Regions from separate parts of the Homo sapiens genome. Here region 1 is linked to region 2. Evidence: read pairs that join two places in POLR2A ChIA-PET (ENCODE). Cell type or tissue: MCF 10A. All regions are shown on one strand.

Region 1 (5,000 bases), 57 kb after region 2:
GAGGAAAGGAGAGATTCTAGAAATACTTCAGAGTAGAATCAAAAGGACTTGGTGAACACTCAGATTTTGGAGGTGAGGGAGAGGGAGGAATTGCAGATTACTGTATAACTCCTAGCTAGGGTAGCTAAGGAAAGAGTGGAAATTTTAAGAGTACCAGAATCTGGAGGAAAGTGAGTGAGTTTGAATATATTGAGTTTGAGGTGTTTATGTGATAAGCAGATGGAGATATTCAGTAAGTAGCCAAAATTGTGAGACTAAAGTGGTGGCAGTAGAAGCCACAGAGCTGGTAGAATTCCCACAGGATGAATCTGTGATATGAGGGGACTGAAAACAGATCTGGGAAAGGCCAGCAGCTGGCGATGGGCTGAAGATTCCTGATGGAGACCAATCAGCAGCAGAGGGGTGAGATGAGAACCAGGAGAGAGGGCACCACGAAGGCAGCAGAGGACCGGATCTGGGGAGGTGCAGGTGACAAGGGAGAGGAGCATGAAAAGCATTTGCTTCAGTAATGATGGTGCCCATTGATGGTGTAGAAAAAGAAACACTCATGCCTTAGAGTAGGCGGAAGCCAGATGTGAATGGGCCACAGAATTCATTCACAGTGAAGGTGAGCCCGTCCTCTTTTGAGAATTTGGGGAATTAAAAGAAGAGTAAATGGGCAATAGCTAGTAGGGATGATAGTCAAGAGGCTGCTTTACAGGATGAGAGAACCTTCAGCATGATGAGAAGGAGCCGGTGGAAGAGAGGTTGGAATTCCTTGGTATGGAGTTCGGCTTCCTCTGAGCAAAGAGGTTCTGCTGCCTGAGTGGCCCCTTGGAGCCACTGAGGAGTTTGCCTTTTGCTTTCTCTGCCACCACCAGGTGAATAGGCGGCTTGGGAGGTGAAGCCTAGAGTTACCCTTGGACCTGAGGTTTCGTCAGCCGGAAACCTCCAGGCAGTTCAGCAGTGATGCACATCAGCAAAGCAGGGCCATCCATCTTGTGAGCTGCTTTTTGTTATCTCCACTTTGATTATCTCCTAAATAAAAATGGCACAGTATGAAACAAAATAAAGCCTGAGTAGGAGCCAGTCAGTCCTTCCTCCAAATCCCAGCAGCCTTTCGTGCAGCCTCCTGTTTTAGCATTTCTCATACTATATTGGGATTATTTTGTTTACTGACTTTCCCAAATGATGAGCCCTCTGAGGCAGAGTTCATTTTTGCTTCATCTCGAAATCCCCAACTTCTGTATTCAAACTCCTTACCCCTTACCATAAGGGTTAGTGCAGACAGGGCAGCTCAAAGGCTTTTTTTTTTTTTTTTTTTTTTGAGATGGAGTTTCACTCTTGTTACCCAGGCTGGAGTGCAATGGCATGATCTCAGCTCACCGCTACCTCTGCCTCCTGGATTCAAGCGATTCTCCTGCCTCAGCCTCCCGAGTAGCTGGGATTTACAGGCATGCGCCACCACGCCTGGCTAATTTTGTATTTTTAGTAGAGATGGGGTTTCTCCATGTTGGTTAGGCTGATCCGAAGCTCCTGACCTCAGGTGATCTGCCTGCCTTGGCCTCTCCCAAAGTGCTGGGATTACAGGCATGAGCCACCACGCCCGGCAGAGGCTTTTTAAGTAAATGTAAAAACTCACATACCTTTTCTTATTTGACTTATAAGAACGCATTTGGTCCTAGTCTCATATCAAATCATAACTAATTTTTTTTTTTTTTGAGACGGAGTCTTGATCTGTTGCCCAGGCTAGAATGCAATGGTTTGAACACAGCTCACTGCAGCCTTGACCTCCTGGGCTCAAGCAGTCCTCCCATCTCAGCCTCTCAAGCAGCTGGGACTACAGGCACAGGCCACCACACTCAGCACATTTTTTTTTATTTTTTGTAGAGATGGGATCTTGCCATGTTGCCCAGGCTAGTCTCAAATTCCCTGGGCTCAAGCAATCCTGCTTTAGCCTCCCAAAGTGCTGGGATTACAGGTGTGAGCCACTGAGCCCAGCCTCATAACTGATTTTTAAGTATTTAAAAATCCCACAGGTCATTCTTTAACATGCTAAAAGTTGCTCTAACTCTCAGTGGTCTAGAGTCCCATGGTCAAGAATACTCATGGTCACCTTCTTTGAGTTTCAGACAAACAACTCTCTTTTTGTACAAGTCTTAAACTGCTCTGCTCTTTAAACCAAATACATACACACATACACAGATATAGTTAGATACAGATGTGTGTGCATATAAAAATATGACACTCCTTAGTAAAATATTCCTCTAGACCTGGGGTTCACACATCCCTCCTCCTGATCCGTGCTGGTGCCTACTCAGGCACTACTTTGCAGATTTCTCTTCTATGAGCTAAGGTTTTTCTGAGCTAAGGTCAAGCGGTGACTTAGCAAGTTGAACGTGTAATGAACCAAACCTGTTTTTCCATGGAACCAATAATAATTAATCTAGAATGAGCCATTTGGCCTCCAGAAACAAAGAGATTTCCATCACAGAGTGTTGGTGAGGGGTCATGAGTAAGGCGGGGGGGCAGTGAGAGCAGCTGTTTTATTGTGAGAGTAGCAGGCAGGCTGAATGAGAAGGGGTTAGCTGTTGAGTCCACATCAGGCTCTGCTGCAGTGTGGCCAGGGTTAAGGTACTTTATTTTAAAGCCCTTTGGAACTTTCCTTTCTCTTTTATTTCCAATCTGATTTTTTTCATCTGTCCTTAAATGCTCTGTGTATATGAACTTCAACTTCTTTATTCAATCCCTAGTCTTTTAACCTGAGCTTGATGGGCTATACCACACCTTAGAAGGAAAGGCTACCTAGGCCTCCCCTGGGCTGCCCCCACCGGCATTCAAGGATTGTATTTTTATCCAGGAGACCTGGGCTGGTCCCTATGGAGGAGGACAAGGGGCACAATTAAGGTAATTAAACTGGCCTCCACGTGTAGGACAGATAGAAGGACAATTCTTGGAGGTAGACAAAGCTTACTGAATTGGTGTGATGTGATTGGTATTTAGGATTAACCAAAAGTATATTTTGCTGTATGAAATAGGTCAATACTTTAAAAAATATACATTCCCATTCTGTTTATCCATGGCGGAAGTAAATGTGACCCCCCCGAGCCCCACCAGTCTCCTCCCAGCAGGATATTGTCCTGTCCTCTTCAGAATGGGAGCCTTTCCAGAGATGGAAGCAGCAGAATGAAGAGTACTCAAAGTGACTCAAAGGTTTTGCATTTGGCAGAATATTAGACCCAATCTGATGGTGAATGGGGAGCAGGTTGTAACTTTTATTTCGGACGTGTAGTATAATTCTTCTCCAGTTAGTACCAGAACATTCTAGTGGCATCAGAGCCACTGGATTTAACATCTGAAGGCTTGAATTCAAGGCCAGCTCTGTCACTTAACTAATTCTAAACAAGCTACTTTGTGTTCCTGAGTTTCAGCGTTCTTGTCTGTGAATGGGATGGTATGCCCATCTTGAAGACACAAATGAGACAATACACATTTGACCTGTAAAGTTTATATGAGGACATCCTCCAGGCCTCTGAAATTATCAGACTGGAGCAGAGGTGAGCAGTCAGGGAAGGATATGGAGATTTTGAAGGCTTCAAAGGTTACTGACAGATGAGACTTTCTGAAAAGGAAGTGCTGAAGTGCCAAGCCTTCAGGCTTAACAGGTCCCTCAGCTGAGCTTTGGGAGTGAGGGCATGTTAAGCAGATGGAGAAAAAGAGGCAGTAAAAAATTTAAAAGGAAGAAAAGTAGCAGATCAATACAGTGTTGTGGAAACCATGGGAGAAGAACAGAAGTGAGCAACAGTGTCAGATGCCATTAAAACCCCGTAGATATAACCGTAAGATGTTTTCCCAACCAAAAGGAAGAAAACAAGGACATGGAAACATCAAAAATAAAAATTCTTAAAAGTCTGAGCTCATCATGCCCTTGAGCTTAACTTGGTCTGAAAGACAGACATCATACTCCTCCTCTGGTCCAAAACGACTGTGTTTATCAATCTCTCAGACTTTTGTGCTTTCTTGATCAACAGCCAGAGATGTGCTTGCCTATAGCAACCCCTGGCTGAAATGGTAGATCAGCCAAAATGCCCAAGCAGAAGCTCTTTCCACAATGTCAGAAACAAGCAGTAAATCACATTTATAGCACTTGTAGATACAGCATGGGCTCCAGACACAGCAGGCAGGGTCGAATCCTGGCCCCATCTCCTCACAGCTTCAAGTTCTCTGGCTTGCCCAAAGCCAGGCTTACTCCTAGTAGAAAGGGGCGAGGGGGAATCATATGGCAGAAAGTATCCAGCACATTGTAGGTATTCAATAAATGCTGATTTTCCTCCTTTTTCTTAGCATTAAGAAAGTATTTATAGCCGGGCACGGTGGCTCATGCCTGTAATCCCAGTATTTTGGGAGGCCGAGGTGGGCGAATCACGAGGTCAGGAGTTCAAGACCAGCCTCGCCAACATGGTGAAACCCCATCTCTACTAAAAATACAAAAAATTAGCTGGGCATGGTGGTGGGCACCTGTAATGTCAGCTACTCGGGAGGCTGAGGCAGGAGAATCACTGAACCCAGGAGGCAGAGGTTGCAGTGAGCCAAGATCACACCACTACATTCCAGCCCAGGCAGCAGAGCGAGACTCCGTCCCAAAAAAAAAAAAAAAAAAAAAGGAATGAAAACAAAACAAAAAACCCCATGCCTAACTATTATCTGTAGTAAGAGATCTTTCAAGCACAGATGAATCAGTAACCCAAAGTCGTACAGCTATTGTAGTGGCAGTTACTGTGTTCCTGCAGGGAGATGTACTGTTAAATACAGTGGCCTTGTAGTGTGTATGTACCTCACTGGGCTTGGAATCAAGACCCTGGGCTTCTCTCTGTGGCTGCTGAAGCAGTTGAGGCAGTTCACCACTCTATAGCGTAATCTCATTTGTAAAACGGAGAGTTGATTTCTTGGGCTCCTTTTTGAACTGTGCTTTAGCAAGTATATCCTCTGTTATGACAAGACTCAGAGATTTTTAAGTAAAT
Region 2 (5,000 bases):
TCAGAATATGCCCAATCTCTGTTTCAAGTCTAGAGTTGGGTTGGTGTGTTTGTTGTTCAGGCAATGAGCATGCCTGCAGCTTAACAGTTTCAGAATGTGATGGGAGCGAACTTAAGGGCTCGCCTTGCTCCAGAGTGACCCTGATCCCAAGTTGGTTCCTAATGAAATGAGGAAACATCCAGAAAAGCAAGTTGTCCTGAGTTAGCCCCAGACTGTATTGAGAAGCAGTCTTGGTCTTGTTGGGAAAGGGAGGTGCTGATGTGAGCCTGGGGCCCCATCGAATGGCCGGAAGCTCTGTGGTGGACCTTACATATTCTCATGCTCAGCACTTGCCGGATGGCCCAGAAGTTGTGAACCCTTCCCTGCCCTCTCCTCTAAGACTCTAAATGCCTACACAGGGTTCTGTGGAAGTGTTATTTTTGGAGAGTACTAGGAATCCTGAGAGTTAAGAGTGTCTTGAACTGAATCCTTACACCAAGAGGCCTAGATTGATGGAGAGCCCAACCAGAGAATTCAAGATAATCTCCTCATGTCGGGGTCCTTAACCTTTATCACATCTCACCGAAGTCCCATTTGCCATACAGGGTAAAACAGTCATAGCTTCCAGAAGTGAAGCTATGAATATTCAACATGTGATTCCACGTGAGTCTGAGCGAAACTACTTTCGGCCCATTGATGCCATGGATGCAGTATTGATACCTTCACATGCTGCAGGGGCAGGAGATAATAGCTATGGGCCAGCCATACAACTTTTCTCATAAGTCATGTTTGCATTCCCCTTTGTGCTATTAATACTGCTCTATTAGTACATGTTTAGTGTTTTGGTTTTGAAGCCTTAAGAAAACAGTAGCAATCCAAATTCTCAAGCAACCAAGAAAGTGGTTTCCAAAAAAGTTATTAGGCCAACCTCAATTATATTTGGCCAATTAAATTGGCATTGTCCTTGTCTACAGTTCCCAGAACCCCTTCTCTTCCTGACTAAATCTTTCCCTTTCTGTTGTGTCTTGTGTCACTGGTTTAAAGAAAGCAAACACATCCATCTTCTGGAGTTATCAGGCGCCTCAGTACAGGTTCCCCTGAGTTCTAGGCAGCCTGGACCATGAGGCACCCTGGCCCTGCTTCCCCGCAGGCCCGCCCCGCACTCTGTCTGGGGAAGTGTGGGCCCTTGTTACTATTGTGGCTGTTTTGAATCATCTATTTTAGAGAATTGGCTAAAAATAGTATTTAAATTAGTGGATATTTTTTAAAAGTAAAAGATGCAGGTAAATAAATTATGTTATTTAGAAATAGATTCCTAGTTTTGCACAGATGGATATTAACAGAACTGAACTCCCACTTCCCTGTTATTAAGTAAACAGGATATTTAGTAAGATCAAATGTTTTTGAAATGATAGCAATCTACTGAATATATCTTATTTTTGTTAAAACACTAACCACACTTATAGCCTCCTCAATTCCCTCTTCCCAGTCTGCTCCAGAAAATGGTTCCTCCTGCTTTCCAGCTGGTTTGGGGAGCACACTGCAGAGGGGGACAGTGCCCCCATCCAGTGTCTGTGTCCTGCTCCCCATGCTCACCTTTGTGGACATTTCCTGGGGCAGTAGCTGGCACCAGGGCCAGGCACCCGGGCTTGGCACCTGAGCTGCATCAGCAGAATGGGGAGGAGAGAGGGTCCTTACAAGCAAGCACCTGCCTACAGCCCCTTAAACTGGCTCTGCCCTTCTTCCCTTCATTGTTCACCGCCTTGACTTGATCGTACTCTCTGCTTATTGGGCAGCTGTGGTGGGAGTGAGAGTAGAGGTCTCCAGAGGGGACAGGAAGATCAATGGGCAACTGGAATGACACCAATAACTCGGCTCTTCAAGGTAGAACTGGGGCCAGGCTGAATGTTGCCAAAATTAGAAGAGCAGCAACTTTACCTATTAACTGAGGTCTTTAACTTCTGAGGATAGAAGATTCCTTCTGTATGGTTGAAACAGCATTTCTCAGGGGTGGGGCAGTCAGGTAGTCTGTCCTTTTAGTCCATATCAGAACCAGCTATGAGCTTTTTTCCTTCTTTTCAAATAACACATTTCTCCACCCTGAGATTCCAATATGCTATGCTAGAACAAGGGTGGGAGAAAAGGTATGTCTCCTCCCACCCCTTCCTCTCTCCCCAAGAGAAATCTCTGAAGGGAGGTCACACTACTTTGGTGTTCAGGGACAGATACACTTCTACTCACTGCTTGTATATGCAACAGATGATGTTGAAGAAGAGGCTATTTCCCACATTAACCAAAGTGGCACATGACTCCATGTGAACCAAACCAAAACAACAAAAATACTTACCTTCAAACAGTTTAATTTACCCAGTTAATCACAAAAGATTAAAAAATTGCTAAATCAGAAATTCTCTACCTGTAACTGATGTTTTCATTGATGATGAATATTAGAAACATTAACTATATCACATACTCCCTGAGGACATAGAGTGGTGACTTGCAAATGTTTTGGTTTGGAATTGTGGCACCTTATTGTTGTCCCTAAATGGTTTACATATTGCACACATTTTTAATTTAAAAACAAGAAACAAAACAACCACTTTAATTTCACGCAAGCCCTTTTGTGATAACTGCAGACATGAGTGTCATAGAGCCAGACCCCTGACTTGCTGCCAGTAAAATGAATGTGTCTTTAAAATTTTTGCAAACAAATTTAGTCTTAACTCTTCTCTGGCTTACTAAATTGTGGGATGCTTCGTACTTCAGTTTGCGGTACTTGAGCTTTAGAAGCGTGCCTGAATGGTGCTCAAGACACTGCTGTGGGCCTCTGCTGACAATGCAAGCTCTCACAAAACTGAACGTTTGGCCCATTTACCATAAAGAAGCAAACAGTCCCCATCCTAAGGACAGGCCTAGCCTAAGGTTAACAGTAAGAGCAACATTTTGTTGCTTCATTTTCCTATTAAGCTCTGGGTTGCTGATTGAAGCAGAATTCCAATGTTTTGACACACCACCACATTGTTAGCACGATAGGGAGGATTTGATTATGGGAGAACAAGTCCAAAAACGGTAAATTGACAAAAAAAAAAAAAAAAAAAAAAATCTGGGGCCCTGTTTCTCAAGGCAGCTTTTGTGGTTGCATTCCTTTATTTGATGTGGTTCTTTCCTTCTCCTGTGCCAAACGGTGCAATGTGGAAAAATGATGAAGTTGCAAAAAAAGGAGAGTGGATAGGGAGTGAACTGTTTAGTAACAAGAGAAAGAAAACAGAGCTTAGGGATCAAAGACAAAAATACCTGTTTCTCCAAGTAGGAAGAAGAAAATTAACTCAGGGGTTCTTTCCTGAAGCCTGGATAAAGGCTGAGCCCTGCTCTCAGCTGGTGCTGCTTAGGCCAACCCGGGCTGATCGCAGTAGAGACAGGGCAGCCACAAGCTGTCTGTAGGTGAGAAGAGCAGCAGCTAGAGAAAGGGCAAGGCTGAGTGCTATGGGTTCCCAAAGACAGTCGGGCTAACAAGGGTGGGCGCCAGGGAGGAAGGATGGAGAGCAAAGGCTGCCTTCAGCATCAGACTGAACACGGTTAACACCAGCCAGCCCTGCAGGCATCAGAATCCAGAGGAGGAAGCATCAGAATCGAAAGGAGGAAGAGGCTTCCATGCAGGAACAGGATTTTATTTATTTACAATTTGAAGGCTGGATAGCTTCTCTATTGTGTGGTTTATGACATTTTCTGAGTGTTAAAATTATCTCTTTTTGCACTGTGAAAAGAGCATATATGATTCATGTTAATATTTCTGAGGATCAGTCACCAACTAACAGCTAGTATTTTGGGTGGGAGGAAGGCTTTTGTAGGCAGCTTTTTCACCTAACATAGAAGTTAAAAAGCACCAGAATATGCCTCAAGCTTCGTTCAAAATCATATAAATAGCTCCCTCTTGCACAGTTACAATCTAGTATGGTTGTGAGAACTCCCACAGTCCACGAGTTGCCTAATGCTCACCTCACCCTTGCCTGAAAAAAGCTAATTCCTGTGGTTTACCTGCTGATGGAATATAGCTTCTAAGAAGTTTGACCAAAGGGCCTCTTTTCATTTTTGCTAATAACCTATTCTAGGGGGGTGGGGTTTGCCTATATTTCTTCCTGGATACTTTTCGTACTTTCAGCATCTGTAGAACTGTCAAATATTTCTATAATCCTAGATCAAGAGTCAGCAAACTAAAACCTCCTGGCCAAATCCAGCCCACAGCTAAGAATGACTTTTACATTTTTTAAATGGTTAGAAAAATATTTAAATAATAATGTTTCATGACTCGTAAAAATTACATGAAACTTGAATTTTAGTATCCATAAACAAAATGTTGTTGGAACACAGCCGTGCTCATTCATTTACATATTATCTGCGGCTGCCTTTGCACTTCAGCAGGAGAGCTAAGTAGCTGCAATACAGGCATTATGGATGCAAAGATGACAATATTTACTACCTGGCCTTTTACTGAAAAAGTTTGCCAATCCCTTTCCAAGACCGTTAAACTCTTCTTTTCCATAATGACTATTTCCATAAAGATATATACATTTATTGGCTTTTAATGTTCATTTAGAAATTTGACTTCCATCTCTTTTTTATATTCATTGGACTTTAATACTACAAATATTTTTTAAGTGTCTAATATGCTTGGCATTATTCTTGCTAAGAATAATGAGGTTATAAAAGTGAACAAAACAGAGGCAGATCCTCATTCTGGAGGAGATTATATTCTAGTGAGGAGTCATGGGGGGAGATGATGAGTGAATACGTGTAGAATGTCTTATGCCACGGAGAAAACGACAACACAGAAGACCAAGTACCAGAGATGGAAGGGGCTTATCTTAAATAGATGGTTCAGGAAGCCTCACTCAGAAGCTGACATTTGAGTAAGACCTGAAGCAGGTGAAGAAGCCCGCCCCGCAAATGGCTGGGAAGAGTTCCAGGCAGAGAGAACAGCAGGAGAACTGGGCCAGTGCCCTGAGGTGAAATTGCCCCAGCTT

What was found. Peaks named below come from ENCODE experiments on the same cell type or tissue, not always from the same donor. Only the 100,000 strongest peaks of a DNase experiment are listed, where the experiment ranks them.
Region 1: POLR2A ChIA-PET joins it to region 2 with 14 read pairs; 4 of 35 experiments call an interaction of 5 or more read pairs at or near these places.

Annotation. Positions count from the first base shown.
Region 1 is chr2:28,278,377-28,283,376 of GRCh38, forward strand. All of the region lies in intron 10 of BABAM2 (BRISC and BRCA1 A complex member 2), which reads left to right. It overlaps LOC124907745 (a long non-coding RNA gene), which reads right to left and starts at 4,636. Exons shown (of 2, transcript XR_007086254.1): 1 at 1-4,636. In MCF 10A, no CTCF peak of the experiment used is centred here; no DNase peak of the experiment used is centred here.
Region 2 is chr2:28,221,794-28,226,793 of GRCh38, forward strand. All of the region lies in intron 7 of BABAM2 (BRISC and BRCA1 A complex member 2), which reads left to right. Among named protein-coding and RNA genes, the nearest start is that of BABAM2-AS2, 86 kb to the right of the region's middle. In MCF 10A, no CTCF peak of the experiment used is centred here; a DNase peak (open chromatin) is centred at 2,998.